Linked DNA regions of Homo sapiens: region 1 is linked to region 2. A link is an interaction called in ENCODE POLR2A ChIA-PET data of the cell type or tissue named here. Cell type or tissue: HCT116. All regions are shown on one strand. Each heading gives the region's core, and the rest is flanking DNA. Links, peaks and the distances in the headings are about the cores only. Region 1 overlaps CACNG4 (calcium voltage-gated channel auxiliary subunit gamma 4). Region 2 has its middle 12 kb from the start of CACNG4.

The links. ChIA-PET counts read pairs that join two places held together with the same protein. Peaks named below come from ENCODE experiments on the same cell type or tissue, not always from the same donor. Only the 100,000 strongest peaks of a DNase experiment are listed, where the experiment ranks them.
Region 1: POLR2A ChIA-PET joins it to region 2 with 7 read pairs; 2 of 35 experiments call an interaction of 5 or more read pairs at or near these places.

The regions. Positions count from the first base shown.
Region 1 is chr17:67,021,037-67,026,036 of GRCh38, reverse strand. It overlaps CACNG4 (calcium voltage-gated channel auxiliary subunit gamma 4), which reads right to left. Exons shown (of 4, transcript NM_014405.4): 3 at 1,037-1,177. Among named protein-coding and RNA genes, the nearest start is that of CACNG1, 21 kb to the left of the region's middle. In HCT116, for the core only: no CTCF peak of the experiment used is centred there; no DNase peak of the experiment used is centred there.
Region 2 is chr17:66,947,411-66,957,941 of GRCh38, reverse strand. No RefSeq gene overlaps it. Among named protein-coding and RNA genes, the nearest start is that of CACNG4, 12 kb to the left of the region's middle. In HCT116, for the core only: a CTCF peak has its summit at 5,076; DNase peaks (open chromatin) are centred at 5,044 and 5,741; H3K4me3 peaks cover 1,884 bases; H3K27ac peaks cover 3,003 bases.

The sequences.
Region 1 (5,000 bases), core at 1-5,000, 71 kb before region 2:
TCAAACACATACACACACCACACTCCTGACACATGTACAGGCCCCACAGATCACTCGCAGATGCACGCACTCCACACACACGTCTATTTATTGCGCTGGAAGGAAACAGATGCTGGAATGGTGTAGAACCGGGGCCCGGCACCTTGGCTCCCCAATGGCGGCTGCAGAGCTGGAGCCAGCCCCTCTAAGGCTGCAGTGGCTGCGGGTCCCAGGATGTGAACGGAAGTCATCTACCCTCTCCAGGAGAAAGGGCGAGGGAATGCAGGACAGGACAAGGGTGCTCTGGGAGGCCCACGTGTGCGGCACCACGCCAGGCCTGCCCATCTTCAGCCAAGGTGGCATGTCACTGTCACCCACAGCTCTGTGGCTATTCCCCGATGGCACTTTCCGGGGACATCGGGCATGGCTCTGAGGTGCTGCTGCCTTCTTGTAGCCAGGAGGGTTGGGGCAGTCGGGATGGGCGGGGGCCGCCTGCTCTGCCGAGCTTCCCCGCTCACTCTTCCCAGGGCACCCTGGACTTCTGCTTCCTCTGCAAGACGGCCACTCATGCCCATTCCGGGCCCTCGCCCTGTCTTTACCTGGCCAACTCCTTCGAGTTTTGGCATGATTCCCGTGGGCACCTCCCTGACCGCCTGACCCAGCCAGGCTCCTGTCACAGGCTTGTAAAACTGCCAGCTGAACCCCACCCACCACTTTGCACACCTGGACTTATTTTCCGGTTGAGGTGAAATTCATGCAAGATAAAAGTAACCCTTTTGAAGGGCACAATCCAGTGGCTTTTGGCGCATTCAAAATGTTGTGCAAGCATCCAAAACATTTCTGTCACCCCAAAAGGAAGCTCTGTTTGGCAGCTGCTCCCCATTCTCCATCCACCCCCAGTCCTGAACATTGGGACTTTACAAGTCAGTTGCATGTGGCGATGTTATGTCTGCATTCCCCTCTAGGATGCACACTGCCTGGCAGTGGGGACCACACGAGACAGGCACTCCTGTGTCCCCAGCTCCCGGCCCAGCACCAGCCCGGGCGGGCGGCTCACCTGCAGCCACGAAGAGGATGCCGGCACTGAGGACGATGTTGTTCTTGCGGCTGTAGATCCTGCCAGCACCGATGCACAGGCCACCCAGCAGGAGCAGGATGGTGCTGAGGATGGGGAAGACGCTGGAGGCTCGCACGATGCCTGGCCGGGGAGGTGGGGGGCACAAAGCAGAGGGCAGTGAGATCAGGTGCCCTCCCGGGCATGGCTGCGTATGTCTCCCAGGAACCTTGCAGCTCCAGGCCCTTCCCCAGGATTTGAGATTCCCATCAGGACCTGGAGACTCGAGGTGGGCCAGTGCCTGGGGAGGCTCAGGGCCATTGGATCAGATGCAAGTGGGGGCTCCGGGCCTGCCCTTCACCCTGGAGTCACATCTGTCTACCTCTTGTTTAGTCTCTCCCTGGGAGTGGGCACCAGGGAGACCAGAGTAACAGCCATGAAAGCAACAAACCGCATCACATTTTTGTGGCACTGCACAGCCCCCTAAGCCCTTGCATGAACGCAGTCTCCGTGAAGCCCCTGGAAGGCTGGGAAGCAGTGTCCACAAAGGGTGGCCCTGGTCAGTGGTTGAGAGCACACGCATCGGCATTAGGTGGGTCTGGGCGTGGGCCCTGCTGTGGCATGCTGGCTGTGTAGCCTTGGCCAAGTCACTTTCCCTCTCCAAAACTCAGCTTCCCATCTGTGGAATGAGGTTCCTCATAGCACCAGTGTCCTACACATGTGCTTGGTTTTGTACATGTAAGGTGCATAGCACTGGGCCTGGCCATTCTATACCTTGATCATCATCATCATCATCAGCCCCTAGGTGATAGACAAGGATGTGGGACCTCAAAACCGGCCTGAAGTCGCAGGGGAGGTGTGGCTGGGCCGAGAGGGATGCTCGTGACCCACAGTGTCCACAGAACCAACTTTGTAGCCCTGACACCAGGGCTCTGCCACTGACTAACCTCGCTCTGCCACTGATTAGCTGACCGGGGACAGCTGACTTTGGTGACCACCTCAGTCCCCTTTTATAACTTGGGAATAGTAACATCTACCTGTAGGGAGTTGAATTGCAGCCTCCCTAGAATATACCTGTGTCCTAACCCTTAGGACCTGTAATTGATCTTATTTGGAAAAAGGGCCTTGGCCAGGCGCAGTGGCTCATGCCTGTAATCCCAGCACTTTGGGAGGCCAAGGCAGGCAGATCACCTGAGGTCAGGAGTTCGAGACCAGCCTGGCCAACATGGTGAAACCCCGTATCTACTAAAAACAAACAAAAAAAATTAGCCGGGCATGGTGGTGGGCTCCTGTAATCCCAGCTACTTGGGAAGCTGAGGCAGGAGAATCTCTCGAACCCCAGAGGTGGAGGTTGCAGTGAGCTGAGATTGCGCCATTGCACTCCAGCCTGGGCGACAAGAGTGACATTCTGTCTTAAAAAAAAAAAAAGGGCTGGGCGCGGTGGCTCACGCCTGTAATCCCAGCACTTTGGGAGGCTGAGGCAGGTGGATCACGAGGTCAGGAGATTGAGACCATTCTGGCTAGCATGGTGAAATCCTATCTCTAGGAAAAATACAAAAAATTAGCCGGGCGTTGTAGCCAGTGCCTGTAGTCCCAGCTACTTGGGAGGCTGAGGCAGGAGAATGGCGTGAACCCGGGAGGCGGAGCTTGCAGTGAGCCAAGATCGCGCCACTGCACTCCAGCCTGGGTGACAGAGCGAGACTCTGTCTCAAAAAAAAAAAAAAAAAAAAAAAGAAGAGGTCTTGCAGATGTGACTCAGTTAAGAATCTCAAGCTGAGATCATCCAGGATGAATCCGGTGGGCCCTAGATCCAACGACGAGCATCCTTATAAGAACCTTAGGAGAAGACACAGGGGAGAAGGGGCTGTGAAGACGGAGGCAGAGACCCAATGCTGCTGCCATGGGCCAAGGAGTGCCAACCACCTCCAAAGCTGGGAGAGGAATGGTCCTCTCCTAGAGCCTTCAGAGAAAGCAGGGTCCCCCAACACCTTGACTTCGGGCTTCTGGCTTCCACACCATGACAGTGAATTTCTGTTGCAGGTCACGCAGTTTTGATCATTTGTTACAATGGCCTTGGGAGATGAACATGCCCCATTGGAGGGTTACTGTGAGAAAATGTCAAGCACCCAGTAGGGGCTTAGGGTGCCCCTCCCTTAGCATCTGGGCTGGGAGGAAGGCGAGAGGGAGGGAAGCAAGGCTTGGGAAAGGAAAGCCCAGAGCTCGGCCTTTCCCAAGCACCTGCTGTCTCCCAGCCCCGTAGAAATCTCGGCTGCATGGACCCTTGGTGGCCCCCGCAGGGGACAGTGAGTCGGGCCGCACTGGCAGGCGCCACCCTCCCCAGCCAGCTGAGCGGGTTTCAGGGCTGTCAGCCTCTCCTCTGAAGGCAGGGTTTGTCTCCTTTTTTGTGAACGCATCAGTGTGTGTCCCTGCTTCACAGAGAGGAGATTGTCTGGGGGCATTAAATGCAGTTCTTCTCTCCGGTGCCTCCTCCTCTCCGATTCCTCTCTGCCTTCTGGCAGCAGCGGGCTCTGGGATGAAGTTTCCTGTGTTTCTGAAATGTGCCTCTGAGCTGTGCTGGCCAGAAAAGTTGAGGTCAGTCATCCCCTCAATGCCCTCGTTCTGCAGACAGGTCAGAGGAATCCGAAAGAAGGAAGTCCATCCAGCACTTTGGGAGCCCGAGGTGAGTGGATCACTTGAGGTCAGGAGTTTGAGACCAGCCTGGCCAACATTGTGAAACCCAGTCTCCACTAAAAATAGAAAAATCAGCTGGGTATAGTGGCGAGTGCCTGTAATCCCAGCGATTCAGGAGGCTGAGGCACAAGAATCGCCTGAACCCGGGAGCAGAGGTTACAGTGAGCCAAGATCGCGCCACTGCACTCCAGCCTAGGCAGCAGAGCGAGACTCCGTCTTAAAAAAAAAAAAAAAAAGCCCAGTTGCTCTAAGATCACTGGATGCCCAGGCTTGGCTCAGAGCCATCCATCCTGCCCAGATAAGTCACACAAGCACCTATGCCTTGCCACACAGACTCATTCCTGAGCTGTGGATGTGCAGATGCCAGCTGGGATTGCCACGGACAGTGGTGCAGGTCGGGCACAGCGCAGGTGGCTAAGGGGTGGAGGGATGAGTGAGGCTGAAGTCCAGCCCGTGCCCTGCTGGCCATATCAAGCCCTGGCAGAGGATCTGCATCTGCCAGGAGACAAGACACTTCCTTCTAACTCACCCCCGGGCACACTGTGGACTCCCAGCAGCCCTGACACCAGCCCCCTGCGGCCTGGCACAGAAGTTATCCACCTAACTGGAAATGCAGACTTGGAGAGGGGCACCAGGCCCAGGGCAAGGTGGGCAGGAAGCCCTGGGACCAGCAGAGCCTGTGGAAGAGAAGGTAGGCAGGATGTGGGGTGGTGACCCCCTCAAATCTTGGGCTGTGAACCTGCAAATCAGCAGTGACATCGTAAGAGCTCAGAGGCCTTCAGGGGGCTCTGCAACAAACAACACAAGCCCAGCTTCTGTGGAAGGCTTCAGAAAGCATGGCTCGGGGCGGAGTTCCTTCTTGAATTGTCAAAGACTGGGTGGGAGCAGCGCAGCCTTGGATCTACCAGGGTTGGTGCTCCACGCCCACGCAGATGAGCTGGCCTGAAACAGGCATCCTGCAGGCAGCCCCACCATGGAAGCTTCTGCTGCCTTCTCCAAAACACCCATTCTCCACCCGGAGGCAGAGCCCTGTTTTCTTTGCTGCTGTACTCCACATGTCTAATACAGTGCCTGGTACATAGCAGGCCCACAATAACTTTTTTTTTTTTTTTAAGATGGGGTCTTGCTCTGTCATGCAGGCTGGAGTGCAGTGGCACGATCGTGGCTCACTGCAGCCTCAACTTCCTCGGCTCAAATGATCCGCCCACCTTAGCCTCCTGAATAGCTGGGACTGGAGGCATGTGCCATCACTTCTGGCTAATTTATTTTTATTTTT
Region 2 (10,531 bases), core at 3,366-8,365:
CTTGGTTGCTGAATGAAAGGTTTGGTTCCATGGAGGTTCAGGTACCTTCGCCTTCAGAACCACACCTTCCTTTTCATCTCCAGCCTCCCTGGGCTCTCACCTGGCTGCTAGGGGGTCGGGGGTGGGTTGGTCTCAGCCCTCCTGGAGCTCTGCTTGCTACTGGGTGGGAAGGCTTGCTCTATACTGCAGACATCTTTCTGGATTGAGGCTATCAATTGACTCCCTGCCCTCTGCCTCCTATGTCCGTGATTCCTGCTTGTCACAGAAGAGCTGCTGGGTCTTCGTTGCTTTTATCTCCAAAGCCTTTTGATGAGGTAGAAAGGAAAGGTCATCAGATTCAGGCTGACCTGCGTTTCCACTTCTGCGTTGTCATTTGCAGCTGTGTGGCCTAGGACTAGTGGCTGAACCTCTCTGGGCCCCAGTAAGACGGGAAACCAAACACTGGCCTCATTGCGTTGGTTATCATGCAGAGTCAGTAAGCCCAGGGAAAACATTCACACAAAAATGCTAATAGCTGATGGTTACTGAGCTCTTTGTGTGTATCATGCTCTATTCGACGTGCTTGGCCATACATTAACTTATTTGATTTTTTCCAAAATACTTTGAGATAGATACTGTTATCGACCTCATTTTACCAAAAGGTAACGAAGGCATGGAGAAGGTAAATTGCTTGCCAAGCGTTGCCTGATTTTAAACCTCTGCGATCTGTATACAGAACCTGTGCTTATAATTTTGATTTAAATACTTACTAAATAAACAATAACTTTTATTATGTTGCTCGTTAATACTCCCTGACAACTAAGTTGAAGCTACTGCTTATCCTCAACTGCCAACAACCACTGATGTCACTGGACTCCAGCACCCTTCGTAATACAGACCCATTAATTTATCTAATCCAGAAATACTGTTGTTGTTTTTTTTCCCCTTTTAGCAGAGCCCTCCCTATTGGTTCATATTGTCTCCTTGGAACCTATGTGGGTCTTCTTGGGGATGAAGACATTATTGAAATTTTTGCTGGTTGGGCACGGTGGCTCACGCCTGTAATCCCAACACTTTGGGAGGCCGAGGCGGGTGGATCACCTGAGGTCAGGAGTTCGAGACCAGCCTCGAATTATTATAAAATAATTCCAACACGCTGAAACCCTGTCTACTAAAAATACAAAAAATTAGAAAAAATTAGCCGGGCGCGGTGGCAGGCGCCTGTAGTCCCAGCTACTCGGGAGGCTGAGGCAGGAGAATGGCGTGAACCCGGGAAGCGGAGCTTGCAGTGAGCCGAGATTGCGCCACTGCAGTCCGCAGTCCGGCCTGGGCGACAGAGCGAGACTCCGTCTCAAAAAAAAAAAAAAAAATACAAAAAAAATAGCCCAGCGTGGTGGCAGGCACCTGTAGTCTCAGCTACTTGGGTGGCTGAGGCAGGAGAGTCGCTTGAACCTGGGAGGTAGAGGTTGCAGTGAGCGGAGATCGCACCATTGCACTCCAGCATGGGCAACAAGAGTGAAACTCCATCTCAAAAAAAAAAAAAAGAAAAGAAATCGTTGCTGTCAGTTGCCAAAACTCTCTTCAAATTCTTTTCTTGTCCAGGAAGTGGCGGCAAAGTGTGGTATACAAAAAGGGCTATGGCAAGCAACTCAACTCTTCCAGGCCCACTCATCCCAGCAATCCATTGGCAGAGTGGCACCTGCTTTGGTAGAGCTGCCATGAGATTTGAAGAAGACATTGGTGCCCTGCTGACCCAGGCAAGATGGTCTGGCATCAGCAGATGTCACCAGGAGATGTACATAACACAAAATAAGAAATCGAATTTACTCATGAGTGAGCAATGCTTCTGGGGCCTTGGGGGCCTCTTCAAGTGGTCTGCAGGATCACTGGGGTGTCTGCCCAGAAGCACTTGCTCCCTGCATGACTGTGGTGGGCCTCAGGGCTTCCCCATGCCACCCTGGCCCACCCAGGGCGGTGCCAAGCAGAGTGAGTTTTCAAACACTCGCATCTGGCTCTACTCTCAGCTGAATCTGATAGCAGACCATTTCCAGATAAACAGGATGGGAGACACATTGGCTTCCTAGAGGAGATACTTTAAATGCTCTAGATCCTTTAAAAATTCAAGGAGAGGAAGGGCGCGGTGGCTCACGCCTGTAATCCCAGCACTTCGGGAGGCCGAGGAGGGCGGATCACAAGGTCAGGAGATCGAGACCATCCTGGGTAACACAGTGAAACCCCGTCTCTACTAAAAATACAAAAAATTAGCCGGGCGTGGTGGCAGGCGCCTGTAGCTCCAGCTACTTGGGAGGCTGAGGCAGGAGAATGGCGTGAACCCGGGAGGCGGAGCTTGCAGTGAGCTGAGATTGCATCACTGCACTCCAGCCTGGGCGACAGAGCGAGACTCCATCTCAAAAATAAAATAAATTAAAATAAAATGAAACAAAATAAAATTCAAGGAGAGATATTCTTTTTTTTTTTTGAGACGGAGTCTAACTCTGTCACCCAGGCTGGAGTGCAGTGGCGCAATCTCAGCTTACTTAAACCTCCGCCTCCCAGGTTCAAGTGATTCTCCTGCCTCTGCATCCCAGGTAGCTGGGATTACAGGCATGCACCACCATGCCCGGTTAATTTTTGAATTTTTAGTAGAGACAGGGTTTCACCGTGTTGGCCAGGCTGGTCTCGAATTCCTGACCTCAGGTGATCTGCCCACCTTAGCCTCCCAAAGTGCTGGGATTACAGGTGTGAGCCACCGCACCCGGCCTCAGAGAGATATTCTTTGACTGGTGCTGTATCTGTTGGGAGTGTCATCACCTGGGGAGTGGTATGGCCCATGACTCAATTGCCCTCTTGCAGCCTTGGTACCCAGAGGTAAGGACTGAATTGCCCTCTTGCAGCCTTGGTACCCAGAGGTGAGACCTTGAGGCTGTTCTGCAGGTAAGGGAGGTAACAGTTCCAAGGTCCCAGTTCTGTGCATGGCTGGAAGCAGCTGCCTGGCCGGCTGCCTTGCTGGGCTGCTCTGCATACTCAACACCAGCAGTCTCTTGTCCTGGAAGATGGGTTCGTGATGGAAGATGATTAATAGCAGCTTGACTTTGTTAAACAGTTACATGTGCTGGGCACCCTAGGACAAGAAAAATGTTGTTATCCCCATTTTAGAGATGGTGCAACTGAGGCTTTGGGAAGGCAAGTAACTGATTCCAGGTCACAGCAAGTAAGTGAAAGAGCAAGGACTCCAGTCTAGGACTGCCTGTGTCCAGGGGACATAGTCTTCCCATAGCTCAATAGTTTTCAACCCCGGATGCCCTTGGCAATGACTTGGGAGATTTTAGAAATATATGCCCCACTCTCAGGTATTCTGACCATGCTGGAGTGGGGCTGGGCATTGATATTTTTTGAAGCTCCCCAGTGGTTGCTGATGGGCAGCCCAGGCAAGATCAAGGGCACAAAGCCATGATGCCTTTGGACCCAAGATCTCCTGGAAAGTGTTTGATTTTCACCAGAATTCATCTTTGGCAGATACAGCCTGGCTCAGACTCTGGTAACTATCAAGGAATGTGGGGCTGGGGGTTCCTGGATCCATTTGGCTGGCTCTGCCACAGTGAGTACAGAAGACAGCAGTTAAGCTGGTGTGACCTGGGAGATTCCATAAGGTTCTTATTGCTACCTCTAGCCCTGCTGCCCAGCCAACTCTCTCTGTCCCCGGTGTGGGTCACACTGTCCCCAAAGGTGGGAAATGCCCATCAGGGAGAATGAGGGAGGCCTCTGGCTCTGCCTTTAGAAGGCTTCCTGGGAGGGGAGAGCTTGAGATGCAGGGGCCAAGCCAGCACCCTCTCCTTTACCAACTTGTCCCACTGGGAATTGTCGCTGAAGAAGACTCTTAGAGGCTGCCGTGGAGAACTGGTCACCACCCAGGTGGTTTACCTGGGGAGCTGGGGAGCTTTGGCATCAGACCAGAAGACTTGAAGGGTGAGAGTGAGAGAGAGGCTGGTGGGGGTGCCTGTGAGGTCCTGTATCCTGGCTGCTCTCTTGGGATGCTCCAGCCCCATCCCTGGGAGCATCACAGAGCCAGGACCGGAGGCTGCCAGCCTGTGGCTCCTCCTCCCTCTTCCTCGGCCAATTCCCAGCAAACCACCCGCTGTACTTGCCAACGGAGCCAGATGCTGCTTTGGGGAAAATACCTTCTGGAGTTTGTTGTCTGAGCCCTCCTAGCTGACACCCACGGTGGAGAAGACGTGTCAGGATAAATGGAAAATCTCTTCATAAATATTTGAAAAAAAGGCAAAAAGGAAAAGAAAAAAAGAATACCCCCCAACTCCCAGCGTTTGGGAGCATCTTCATGATTGTGGTACCAGATGGAGGAAGCAGGTCATTAGCGTTCATCAATTTGTAGTGGGATCCCAGCAAGAGGGCCTTTCTGCGGCTGCAGCCAGGAGCCCCGTGCTCGGCTCCTGGGACTGCGGGCACCAAGGGGCGCCTTGGCTTGCTCTGTGTGCCCAGGGGAGGGACAGGCCTGCTGGAGCCTCTGATGGGAGCCGTGGGGCAAGCACAGATGCCCAGCTGGCTGGCGGGGGAGGGTGACCTGCCCTTTATCCATAATGCATAATTGTGTCTTTAAACCCAGCTGCTTTGGGACTTGATTACAATTGGAGCTCAGGAGCAAGTAGCTTTTAGGGGAGCCCCTGGGAGACGAGTGAAGAGGCCCCGGGGGGTTGAGGTGCTAAGTGGATAGTGCTGGTGCCCACACAATGTGGGGAGAGCAGCACACCCCAGCAGGAAGGCCCAGGGGATGGGGACCTGCCTCCCAGAGAGGGGCTCAGCTGGGGAGACAGGACACTTTCATGCTGAGGCAGCAGTCAGGAGTCCCAAGGCCCCTGTGGAAAAGGGCCCTTCTCAGGTCTGGTGATCAAAGAAACTCAGCACCCAGGGAGAGCACTTGGCCTTGCTCGTGACAGCCCCAGTTCCTGCCATGTGCATCCCTGTGTGTTCCTGGAGCCGGAGCTGCTGCTCTCAGTCCCAGGAGAGCCTGGCCTTTGGGCTCCTCAGACACTTTTCTGCTTGTCCCCCTGCAATGTCACTTGCCTTCCTCCAGGGTCTGGTCCTTGCCTGTCTTGGATCAGGACAGGCAGACTCTTCATACTGGAGGGGGGGATGGTCAGCCGGGCAGGGCCTGGGATGGGGCAGGGTCTCTAGGAGACAAAACCTTGCAGAAAACCTTCATAGGTAGAGAGAAGTCGGGTTCCTAAGACTAAGTGTTGGTGGCTGTGGTCAGCTTGTAAAGGCAGACGTGTTCTGAGGCCTTCGAAGGGTGCCATGTACCCCTCAAAGGTCCCCTCTGCCCTGGACCTCTCTGCCTGGATTGTGGGGCACACAGACAAACCTCCCACTTTTTGACCCCCTGTAGTTTCCAGAGGGGGTGGCCCTCATTGCAGGGTGGCAGTGTGGAGAGGAGGCTGCCTGTGACCTAAGGTGTGTATGGCAGGATGGGAGGTCATAGCAAGCTTGACCAAGATGTTTAGAGCAGCATTTGTTGACCTGCCTCCTGCTCCATGCTGGAAATATTCATTGCTTCTGGAAGGAGGTAGACCGGCCAGGCAGGATGCCTGAGAGGGGTGCGGGCCTGGAGGTCGCGCTGTGCCGCCTGGCTCAGTGATGGTATTTATTTATCTGTCTCTGCCTTGGCTGGCAGAGGCATAAGAATGGCTTCAGCCTCGAGGCTGGATTGCTGTTCACCTTTGGAATGTTAAGTCCGCTTTTAACTATGACTCAGCTTCTCTTCAGTTTATTCACTGTGAGTCACCTACCTGACATGCTGTGTTATGGACGCATCCCTAAATGACCAACTTAGAGAAACTGGCGGTGAATACAAACAGCTACCACAGAAGGCTGGTTGAAAAGCCAGGGCTTTGTTCTCTGACCCAGCGTTTGAGTTACACTTGGTTCTCCAATCAACCAGAAATCGCCGGGTACTCACTCATTCATTTTCTCAGTTGGTGGATGAAGTGGGTTGAATTGTGACCACCCAAAAAGTATGCCTGAGTCCTAATGCCCAGAGCCTGCAAATGTGGCCTTATTTGGAAAAAGCGTTTTTGCAGCTGTAACCAAGTTAAAGATCTTGAGATGAGATCATCCTCAATTAGGGTAGGCCCTAGGTCCAATGACAAGTGTCCTTAGGAGAGAAGGGGAAAAGACACACAGAGGAGAAAGCAGAGATTGGAGCAAGGTGCCAGCAAGCCCAGGAGCACCGCAGACTACCAACAGCCCCCAAACTGAGGGAGAGTCGCGGAACAGGTTTTTCCTAGAGCTTCCTCAAGGAACCAACCCTATCTGCACCTGGATTTCAGCCTTCTGACTTCCAGAACTGTGAGAAAATATGTTTCTTTTTTTTTTTTTAAGCCATCCGGTAATTAGTTACTGCAACCCTAGGAAATGAATACAGTGGCTATCCGAGGGCCTTCCGGTGCCAGGCACTGTGAGCACTACTCAGAATGGAGCTGTGGGCTGGGCACTGTGGCTCATGCCTGTAGTCCCAGCACTTTGGGTGGCCGAGGTGAAAGGATGGCTTGAGCCCAGGAGTTCCAGGCTGCAGTAAGCTGAGATTGCACCACTGCACTCCAGCCTGGGTGATGGAGCAAGGCCCTGTTTCAAAAAAAAAAAAAAAAAAAATACAGCAGTGAACTGTGTAGGTGTGACCCCAGCCTTCATGGAACCTCCCATTCAGAGAGGGAGACAGACTCAAAAGGGGAATTGCATAAAGAGGAATTGCATGACAAGGCTTCTGAGCAGGAGGCAGGTGCCATGGAGTCTATTTCCTCCTTCCAAACCTACTCCTTCTCCAGCTTCTCCATCTCAGTACAGCACCACCATTGGCCTGTGGCTCAGGCCACAGACCACAGGCAACTCATCACCAGATCCTGCCAGTGTTATGTCCAAGATGCATTTCTACCCTGTCCACTGTTCCCTGTCTTGCTGCCGCCTCCTGGCCAGGCCACCTGCTTCTCTCCTCTGGATGCCTGGAAAACCCTCCTCCAGCGACACTGTCCTTCTCCTTCACAATTGCCACCTACATTCCCTCAATGCGTTCTCTCCTTGGCAGCCAGAGGATCTGTGCAAATGTCAATTACTTCACTTGTCTGCTGAAAACCATGTCAGAGAGTCTTCCCGTGCACTGAGGGTCAATATGAATGCCCACACCTGGCCTGTCCTATGTGATCTGGTCCTTACCTGCAACTGCACCTTGAGCTCAGGTTCCCTTTTCCCTGAGAGGCTGCCACACTGGCCACTGTCCCTCCCTCCAATCTACCAAGCTCCTTTCCAGCTCAGAGAGAGTTCTTCTTTCTCTCAGGTCTCAATTCTTGGTTTCAAGTTCAAGTTCAGTCTCAAGTTCAATCTCAGCTGAAACATCACCTTCTCAGAGAGGCTGTTCCAGACCAGTAGTCTGGATGGCGTGCTCCTCTCTTCATAGCTCTCACCCCCATAATCAACATCAGGATTTGCATGTCAGTGTGTCTTTGCATGTCAGCCTGTCTTTCTCATACCTGGCAAACTCCAGGAGGGACCCAGGTCTGTTTTGTTCAATTCTGAAACTCCACCACCTAACGCATAGGGCCTGGCATACAGAAATGCTCAATAAATTATTCGTTGAGTGAAAAAGTAAATGAATATATTTTCTGAGCTATATGGTGAGGAGAGGAGTAAAGAAGAACCAACACTTGTATGGTAAACGCCGCAGCTCCCGAGATCCTACAAGTTTGATATGACAGCAGAGTTGGAAATGTAATTACTTTGTTTTTCTCTCTCTTCCAAATGCCTTGTTTTTAAAGTTGGGTGTTTTGTGTTTTTTTTTCCCCCCTGTGTTAAGTAAATGTGTGTATTAACCCTAAGGCAGCAGAAAAGGAAGGGTTTGCAGGCTTAGTGAAAGCATGCTGCAAAAGTCAGACCCCAAGAAGGGAAAAGTTCCCATCAAATAGAACATCTGAGGGAAGTTAAAATGCACTTGCAGAAATAAATTGGTTGCTGTAGCAACCAGCTCTAGTTCTCCCCCAGAATAAAAACACAGAAAGAGGAGGGGAGGAGGGGGATGCTAGCTAACTCTGATCTAGGCTTAAGAGAAGGAGCTGTCCAAATAGAATTATGGGACAATATTGTGAACCGTGTCACGTTACCAGCATAAAATGACGTTGTGCATGCTTGCCTCGATCTGGCAATGGACTCTCTTACTGGGCTTGATTCATCATTTCCGTTGTCTTCCTGGCTGGCTCCTGTGGGTGGTGGAGTATGTGACGCCTGCCAGACAATGCCTCTTGTCACTCTCAAAGTCGTACACCAGCTCCTGTGTTGAAGTGCTCCTGGAAGCCTGCACTTTAGAGAGACCGCGTGGTGTATCCTTCTGTAATGAGTAATCGACTTCTAACAGACCCTCCTTGCAAATTCAGATTTTTACCTATATATGGTTTTCTAGAGTGGCATCCACCCACTTGTGCCAGGAGAGTTCACTGAAGGTACCAGAGTGGGGAGTGAACTCGCAGGGGTGATTCTCCATTGCATGTTTGGGGTTCGTGAAGAAAGGCAACCCACTTATGGGGGAGAAGGGCAGACACAGGACCCTGGGTCTGGGCCAGGGTGGGTCGTGTGCAGACACCACGGCCTGGATAGATTTTTCGTGAAGTGCGGTGGTCACGGTGAGGAGGCAGCCCAGCCTCGGCGGGTTTTCTCTGAACAGATGATTTCCAGTGTGTGATTCCAAAGAAGCACTTTTAGGCAGTTCAGTAACCACTTACGATAGAGGCAAAAAGGTGCAAAGAATTGGTGGTCCATGAAGTTTGTAGGTTCATCTCATTCATTCATCTTTGCTCAACATGAAGGATTGAATTCTTACTGTGGTGGACAGAATAATGGCCCCCCAAGGCTTCCCCCTTCCTTATCCCTGGAACCTGTGGATATGTTATGTTGAGTGATAAAGGGGAATTGAGGTTGCAGGGGGAATGAAGGTAGCAAATCAGCTGACTTTGGAATAAGATTATCCTGGTTTGGCCTAAATGGAATCGGAAGGGGCCTTTAAAAGTGGAAGGAAGAGGCAGAAGAGGAGGTCAGAGTGATACCATGTGGGAAGCACGCACCCCACCGTGGCTGGCTCTGAAGATGGAAGATGCCATGAACTGTGGCATGCAGGCAGCCTCTAAAAGCTGGAAAGAGCAAGGAAACAGAGTTTCCTGAGAGCCCCCAGGAAGGAACACATCCCTGCCAGGCTGGATTTTAGCCCAGCCAGACTTGCACTCCTGATTCTACCCCTGTTAGATGTGTGTTGTAAGCCACAACGTTTGTGGTCATTTGTGGTGGCCCCGGGGCACTGATTTATCCTCTAAGTGCCAGGTCCTGCACCAGGTTATGGGAGGTCAAAGTCAAATGAGACGTGGTTCCCACCCTCACCAGGCCCTCAGTGCCGAGAGAGGGCAGTTGGCAAATCAGCAGCTGAGGTGTGGAAAGCAGGTGTGGGGTGATCTGGGCGGCTGTGGTGGGGGCAGAGGGCTGTGCTTGGGGAAGGCTTCCCAGAGCCGACTTTTGAAGAATGGACTTGAAGGGTTGTCCCGTGAAAGAGGGCCTGGGGAAAGCCATCCCAGACAGTAGGGCCACTGGTAGGGTCAGAGGGGCTGGAAATGCAGCGGCTGCAACAAGAGCCGGCCGGCCCAACAGCTGAACTGGGCAGCTGGAATCTCACCCTGAGAGCTACAGGGGATCATCTGGAGGGTTTTGAGTGCAGAACTGACAGGTTTTGATCAGCCTGACCACAGAAGTCAGCCAGAAGCAGAGCGTGTCAAAAATAGAGCCATGTGGATCAAAATAAAGGCTTGTGGGGCCCTGGGCTGAGAGGGAGCAACCTGCCCAGGGGACAGCATGGTGAGCAGCACCCCCAGACCTTCCCCTCCACTCTTCCTCATCCAAGTCTGGATTGCTTAGGTATTGCTGGACCTGCTGCAGAGAAATCGGTAGGACCCACGGACTGGCCCTCTTCCCCTCGCCTCCCTTGTGCTTTTCTCTTGCTCCTGGGCAAGGACACCCAGGGAAAGAGGCAGATGGAGGACGAAGTTGTGGTCACAGGCAGGGCGCTAGGCCTGTCATTCTTTCATAAATTAAATGTAAGCTGTAAAAATTGATTATTTAAGGAATAATTTCCATTATTTTCTAATATAAAAAAGCAGGGACATATGCTGTGATAAATTACAGAGTCAGAATGAAGAGAAGAATTTAATTAATTTCACGAGCTTGCTGAAAACGCCATCCCTGTGGAATCAGGGGCTGCATTGGGCCCTGCCAGGCTGCAGCTGGCTTTGCATGGCACTTGACCCCCCCACCACAAGCTGGGGGCCACCCTGGGCAGAGAGCCCTTCCCTGGTGGGCTGAGGCCTGGGCTGCCGCATGGTGTGGTGGAGGGCAGCAGGAACAACAAGTCAGGTCTCTTGGTGCTGCCTGGGGGCTCGGCTGAGCCCTCGGGATGGCTGTGGCTTCATGTCTGGACCTGCATGACAGCTGGTTGGGCAAGTTGGGCTGACTGAGC